Regions from separate parts of the Homo sapiens genome. Here region 2 is linked to region 1. The links are chromatin contacts, found by Hi-C or POLR2A ChIA-PET in ENCODE. All regions are on one chromosome and are shown on one strand. Each heading gives the region's core, a stretch centred on a gene start or an enhancer-like site at or near the end of the contact. The rest is flanking DNA. Distances are from core to core; before and after follow the strand shown. Region 1 overlaps LOC124900165. Region 2 overlaps LOC101928306 (a long non-coding RNA gene).

Region 1 (3,614 bases), core at 443-2,942:
GGAGGTGGAGGTTGCAGTGAGCCGAGATTCTACTACTGCACTCCTTGGGTGACAGAGTGGACTTGGTCTTAAAAAATAATAATAATAATTAACCATCACACAAAGTGGGAAGGAAAGTGGAAACATGTCACCAGGTGAGTACCCAGATAATTGAAAGAGGTGCAGGCCAGGCGCAGTGGCTCATGCCTGTAATCCCAGCATTTCGGAAGGTCGAGGCAGGTGGACCACTTGAGGTCAGGAGTTCAAGACCAGTCTGACCAACAAGGGGAAATCCTATCTCTACTGAAAATACAAAATTAGCCTCGCATGGTGGCACATGCCTGTAATCCCAGCTACTTGGAAGGCTGAGGCAGGAGAATTGCTTGAATCCGGGAAGCAGAGGTCGCAGTGAGCTGAGATTGCGCCATTGAACTCCAACCTGGGCAACAAGAGCAAAACTCTGTGTCAAAAAAAAAAAAAAAAAAGTGCAGTCCAGTGGCAGGAAGAAGTTGAGAATGAGTCAGAGGTGAGGCTTTGAGTGCACATGTGGCCTGGAGCTCCCTCTGCCTCTTTCTTTTGGGGGTTCCCCTTTTGCATGGCACCTGTTGCTCACAGGATGGTATCTAAATTTAAATTCCCTCCAAACAGATCCTGAGACAAGGATTGGTTCAAGCAGTTTATTTGGTGATGATCCAGAAAGCACAGGGAAGGAAAGGAAAGTGAGGCAAGAAGGGAGGGAAAGTCAATCAAGGGGGGAGATGGTCAGGTCTTCAGTCTTCGCTGAGGGCAACCAGGGCTCAGCCCCCTGGGAGCCTCTGCAGGAGGATGTGGAGGTGCAGCTCAGAACTGTCCCATGCAGAGTGAGGAGCATAGCGTGTTTATCCCCCAACTCTTTTCCCTCATTGGTTGAGGGTCACTCCTAGGATGTTCACTTCCTGGCACTTCCGACTTGCTCTGTGTGCCAAGCCAAACAAGCCCCTGCAGCCAGAGAGAGGGGAGCTCATGGCTTGTTTGAGAGTGATCTGCAGTGAGCTCTGGGCCGTGGAATGCTGCGGGCCAGGCATTGATTGCTCCTAAAGGCTGGCCGCCTTCCCTTTGGTGCAACCAGTCTGTGGGAATGCCTACCTACTCAACCTTGATGGTGGGAAGTGAGGGGGGCACACCTCTTCTCCTCGGGTCACTAAATGGCTTCTGGGGTCGTGCCATGGCCAGGAGCAGGAATAGTGCAGGCTGAGAGGAGACTCACCAGCTTTGAGTTGACAGACCTAGATTTAAATTCTGGAATCACCTCTGGAAAGCCTGTTGCAATTTCCTTATTTTTGGAGCCTCGGTTTTCTCCTGTGTGAGGTGGGGCTAGGCCCAGCATCTGCTCTGCAGGCCTGTTGTGAGAATCACAATGGATCCCCATCAGCCCCTGTCCCCTAGTGGTTGTTGATGAATAGCAACAGGGATTGGAGGATTCTGCTGACTCAGTGGCTTCCCCCTGCCAGCCCTGACCTTGGCCTGAGGGCTTCCCCCAGTTCCCAGCTCCTGCTGCCGCTCAGCTCTAACTCTCCTTCCTTCGCGTCTGTTTAAAGTGGGCCTTCCAGGGTAAAAAGTCCATTCTGTGCAGGCTGCAGGAATCACCACGTCTGCTGGACAAGGACATCAATGTCTTTGAAGTGTCCTGGCTGGCAGAATTCCCTGCCGTTTTGCAGCAGCATGGTTCTCTCTTCTCAGCTCATGGAATGACAAGCTTGCAGGAGGCCTCAGTGGCCTTGGCAGCTGGCCAGTGTTTAGACAGTTTCTTGTACTGTTTTAATAAGAGGCATGGTGGAACTGGGCCTTTGCCTCATTACCTCTCCTGTGACTGGGCAGCCTGGCAGCATGGAAGCCCGTCATCTGGAGCTGCGTGCAAAGCTCCCCTCAGCTCCTGAAGAAGCTTTATAGGTGAGGAACCTTCCAGAAAGCACCAGGGCTCTCTGTGCCCTCCCTTTTTTTGTAGGCAGTTTTCTTTTGAATTGCCTTTTTGGGCTTCTGAGCCTCCAGGATGGCTTTGGAAAACATTTGCCCTGGAATGTTATCTCTCACCAACATCCATAAACCATAAACCATAAAAGAGACAGAATGGCCCTCACATGTTATTTTGGAGACTTAGAGAGATTAAGTGACTTTTGCCCAGTTGCACAACCAGTTAGTGACAGAATCAGAGCTAGACCTTAAGTTTGCTGACTTCAAGTCTTCCAGTATCTGGGTTGTGTTAGAGTCCAGGTGAGGGTGAGACTCACCTGAACCCACCTTCCTATCTTTTGAGGATTCATGAGATGAAGACTGACTGAGGCAGCACCACATGTAGCTCAAGCCAGAAACAAAGGTGTTACCTCCCTTCCCTACCCCAGACCCCCAAGCACAGGGCAGGGTCTGTGGGTGGTATAATCTAGTTTCTGTGCTACAAGTTTAGGAAGCAATAAATGACACCAGGGAACTTAAAAAGAGGGAGGAGCATAGTGAAAAGGGCCAGAATCTCTCAGTCTTGGGCCTAATTAACTGTGTGATCTTGAACAAGTCACTTCCCTACTTCAGGCTTCTGGTCACTTGAAGAGGAATGGGTGGATTGAGCTGGCCACCTCCTTGTAGTTCTGGAATTCTGTCCATCCATTCCCTCATCCATCCTTCCATCCATGCATGTATCCATCCATCCATCCATCCATCCATCCATCCATCCACCCTTCCATGTAGGTATCAAGCCATCCATCCATATTTCCATCCATCTACCCATCCATCCATCCATCCATCCATTCATCCATCCACCCACCCACCCATCCATCCATCCATCCATCCACCCACCCATCCATGCATGTATACATGCATCCATCCATCTGCTCATCCATCTCTCCATTCACTCATCTATCCTTCCATCCATCTATCTTTCTATCCATTCACCTACCCATCCGTTAACCCACCTATCCATCCCCTGTGCCATCCCCCAGTGTTTGCATCAGAAAACAGATTAAGAAGCCTATAGCTAGGTCTCCATAGTTGAGGAGCTTACAGTTTTGTCCGAGGTCAGTGGGCCAGGATTCCATCCCAAAGCTGCCTGAACCCTGAAGCCACTAGGCTTCAAGGTACCTTGACCTTTGGACCCTTCCTGCTTCCATGAGCTGTCAGATCATAAACCATTCTTCTGCCCTACTCTGTGTCCCATGCAGGGATCCCACTCCACATGCATTTCCACTTCGCATGCTCATGCCAATCTTGTGACATGGGGCTTTCTCTACCCACTTAAAAGAGGAGAAGACTGAAGCTCTGAGAGACAGAGAGCTTAGTCCAGGGCCTCATTTGTGACATCTGTCCTGTGCTCCCACTGTAATTCTGATGCCTGGTTCAGATCTTGGCTCTGCATCTTGGGAAAGTTACTTCCTTCCCTAAGTCTCTGTTTCCTCAACTGTGAAATGGGATAATAACAGTCCCCATCTCATCAGATTGTTGTGGGCATTATATGGTATAAGGCATGTGAATGGCATATTGTAAACACCCAAATGTTGGTCATCACAATCATTATACATAGTATATGCTTCCAATCAAGGTCAGAGAGGTAGTAGGCAAATTTCAAAGGGAGGACTGACTGCTTCATAATATTTGATGGATGGAGGGTG
Region 2 (3,491 bases), core at 334-2,833, 250 kb after region 1:
GAACAGGGATATCATTATCAAAAGTAATGAAAGCAACAACCACAGCATCCATGATAAAATAACAATAGGAATACAGTTGGCCCTCTGTATCCATGGGGGATTGGGTCCAGGACCCCCGAGGACATCAAAATCCATGGATGCTCAAATATCTTCTAATCAGCTCTCAGTACCCATGGGTCCCATGTGGACACTGAGGGCTGGCTTTACCATCGTATTTACAATTGCACTTCCTAGTGGTATCTCAAACACTAAGATGTAGTACTTATTCCAATGAATATTTGCTGAGTGAATGAATGAATGAATGAATGAATGAATTGGCAACAACAGTGATACATTTGAAAAACATTTCTCTGGTTTTAAAAGTGGTTTCCAAAGGGGAACTCTAGAAAAATATCTAGGTGAGGCGCCCTGGGAAGCCAGAGTTTTACCTGCTTTGAGGAGTAATTACTCATCTCTATAGATAGATTGTAAATGTTTTCTTCAAAAATCCCTAGCAGGCTTGCAGAGCCACGCTCAGTGTTTGTCTTTTCTCTTCAGCCAAATAAAACAGTTCTTCAAGCCAAAAGTTCTTATCTTTATTCTCTGTGGCACAGTCTAGCCCCTAAACTTTGATAATTGGGGGAAAGAGAAATTGGCATATTATTGACGACCACAGATGTGTCCAGCATTTTCAAATGTCAATTCCTTGGTTCTCACAAACTCAGAGGGAAGCATTAGAATCCACAATTTACAGATGGGGCTCTGAGCTCAGCAATATTGTGGAATTTGAACCCAGGGAACAGTTCAGGTTGGTTCTGGCTTTTTCCCTGGCCCACGATGGCACTAAATACTTGCTATTTGATTGCTTTATCAGTTAACTGAAGCTACTATTAAGGCAATAGCAATTTGGCATGGAACAAAATGATATAATACCTCTCAGTACCCCAGCTCTCAGGGCAACATCCTGAACCCCACCAGGCTCAACGAATGTTGATTCTGACAATGGTGATGGCTTCTAGAACCGAATTATCTTTTTATCAAACCCAGGATTTTCAAATCGGCCAAGCACAACCAGAAATTTCTAGGATTCTTCTGGGTTTGAAAACATCACTGTTGTCCAAGCCCCTCATTTTCCAGTTGAGAAGACTAAGCTCCAAAAATAAGTGACTTCTTAGGGTCACACAGCTAGTTAGTGGCAGAGCTTGAGTTTGTTGGAAAGTTCTCTCTCTCTCTCTCTCTCTCTCTCTCACACACACACACACACACACACACACACACACACACACAGCCAGGCTGAGGCAGGGGTTGTGGGGTGGGGGTGTGATACTACCAGCTTTTTACCATGAGGGACCAGGCCACAAGCAATGCTTCTCATCACCCCCTGCCTTTCAGAGTGGGGTTGAGAAACTGGTGGAGGCTGAAGGCCTCTGCACCCTGGAGGCCAGGGGAGTCTGTGGACAATGAACACATTTGAACGGCAGCCTCTCAGCCCGTACATTTGTGCAGTGCTCCCTGGGACTGATTTCCCCCGCCGGCCCTTTATTAAAAGCATGACTGAGCTTCAGAAGCAGCCTGGCTGGCAGAGGAGACTTGTGAAAGAGCAGTGGCACGGTGGATTGTGAGCTGTCAAAACAGGAAACAGATTCGCAATGGTGGTTTCAGGCTGGTTGACTCCGTGTGCGAGGGAACCAGCCCGTGACGTGAAGGTCTGTTTTGGCAGGCTGTGGGCAGCTGAGGCATTTCTATCACATGGGTTGGGGACTTCAAATGGTCCAGCAGCTGCCCCTTTTTGCCTCTCGGAGTGAATGGCTGGGTAGAACTGATTCTGCACAAAGACCAGCTCTGCTTCCTGAGAGAAAGAGCTCTGCCCTGTGCCCTGTGCAGAGTTTCAACACTCACCTGCTGTGTGATCTTGACACATTACTTAGTCTCTCTGTGCCTCAGCCTCCTCCTCTTTCAGATGGGGGCAAGAGTAGTGGAGAGTAAATGAAATGCGTAATTAAATGGTTCATCCTCTAATATTATGGATATTAAGTAATTTCAGAGCAATGCAAACAGAGGCACTCAGCACAGGTTGGTTAATGCTCTTGACTATCCCTGACCCTGTACCTTCTGATGCAGGCCAATGAGAGGGAGTTTTGGCTACTTCAACTCTGCCTGGGGTCATCAACCCAAAGTTTTTGGACCTGAGCATTTATCCCTAAAATTAACATCAACTGCTCATTGAGCAGCTCCAGTTTACCTGGCATTGTTTTTGTCCCTTGTACATAGCATCTCATTTAATTGAAACAACAAATCTGTGCACTAATCATACAATAAAACTAGCCAGTGAGCATTATTTGAACATTTGAGGTGGACTTTTAAGCACTTTGCATGTATTAACTCTATTAATTAGGTTTTAGGTCTTATTTCCCCCATTTTGCTCATAGAGAAACTTGCAGCTTAGATAGCTGAACTGAACAGACCAGGTCTGGGCACTGCAGATCATGGGGAGACTTAATTTCCTCTGGATAAAACCTCTCTCTCTCTCTCTGTCTCTCTCTCTTTCTCATACACCCCCCCACACACATACACACACCGTCACACATGTGTGCAACTGTGCATGGAAATAGCATTATTGGAATGGTAGGGAAGGGGTTCCATGGGCTATCCAGGTGGCCTGCCTTGGCCTGTAAGCTCACCTCCCTGGAGCCCAGTGTAGGGTGGAAGTGGCTGGGGGCCGGGAGGATGAGCTAAAGAGGCCCATGAGCAGCAGAGGCAGGGGCTGTGCCATAGCAGGGCAGGCAGGAGGCTGGAGGACAGTTGAAAGAGATGGTGTATTAGTCCATCTTCACACTGCTGAAAAAGACATACCCGAGACTGGGTAATTTATAAAGAAAAAGAGGTTTAATGGACTCACAGTTCCATGTGGCTGGAGAGGCCTCACAGTCATGGCCGAAGGCAAAAGGCATGTCTTACATGGTGGCAGGCAAGAGAAAATTGAGAGAACCAAGTGAAAAGGGCAACCGCTCATAAAATCATCAGATCTTGGGACTTATTCACTACCACAAGAACGGTGTGGGGGGAACCACCCCCATGATTCAATTATCTTTCACTGGGTCCCCCCCACAACACATGGGAATTATGAGAGCTACAATTCAAGATGAGATTTGGGTGGGGACACAGCCAAACCGTATCAGATGGGATGGGGGCTGGATGTCATGCTGGGTCCTGGCTTGCCAGTTTTTCTGGCATCAGGAGGATCTACAGGGGAGTCTAGATTTTCTGGCAAGCCAAAAAATATCCATGTTTCATTGGCTGCCTCTGCTCTGAATGCACTCATCCCTCCCACAGCCCCAAGCTCTCCCTAGTGAGTGAACTTTTATTCATTATTTCAGATCAGTTTGGGGGTTCCTCCTTGACTGCCCAAGAGAGTGGTTCCCTGGGCTCCCATGGCATTTGGAACTTTCTTCCACCAGAGCATCTGCTTGTAGCCTGAGTTCTGCTCTTGACTGAAGGAACCCTCAGGGCCA

The links. A loop is a pair of places that touch in the nucleus more often than their neighbours do. ChIA-PET counts read pairs that join two places held with the same protein, here RNA polymerase II (POLR2A). Pooled maps may share reads with other maps.
Region 2: a loop to region 1 is called in a pooled map, with 4 times the contacts of the local background. The contact joins two enhancer-like sites. A Hi-C loop is called at or near these places in 4 of 37 single-sample maps with no recorded cell type and 5 of 50 pooled maps. POLR2A ChIA-PET finds 5 or more read pairs at or near these places in 1 of 52 experiments (GM10248).

Annotation. Positions count from the first base shown.
Region 1 is chr4:4,692,924-4,696,537 of GRCh38, forward strand. The region is part of intron 5 of LOC124900165; the gene reads left to right. The region is part of intron 4 of STX18-AS1 (STX18 antisense RNA 1 (head to head)); the gene reads left to right. Among named protein-coding and RNA genes, the nearest start is that of SNORD162, 30 kb to the left of the region's middle. Within about 2 kb of position 1,693, at least 2 of the 41 ENCODE cell types and tissues checked have a DNase peak (open chromatin) inside an H3K27ac peak, as active enhancers do.
Region 2 is chr4:4,942,533-4,946,023 of GRCh38, forward strand. All of the region lies in intron 2 of LOC101928306 (a long non-coding RNA gene), which reads left to right. Among named protein-coding and RNA genes, the nearest start is that of CYTL1, 75 kb to the right of the region's middle. Within about 2 kb of position 1,584, at least 6 of the 41 ENCODE cell types and tissues checked have a DNase peak (open chromatin) inside an H3K27ac peak, as active enhancers do.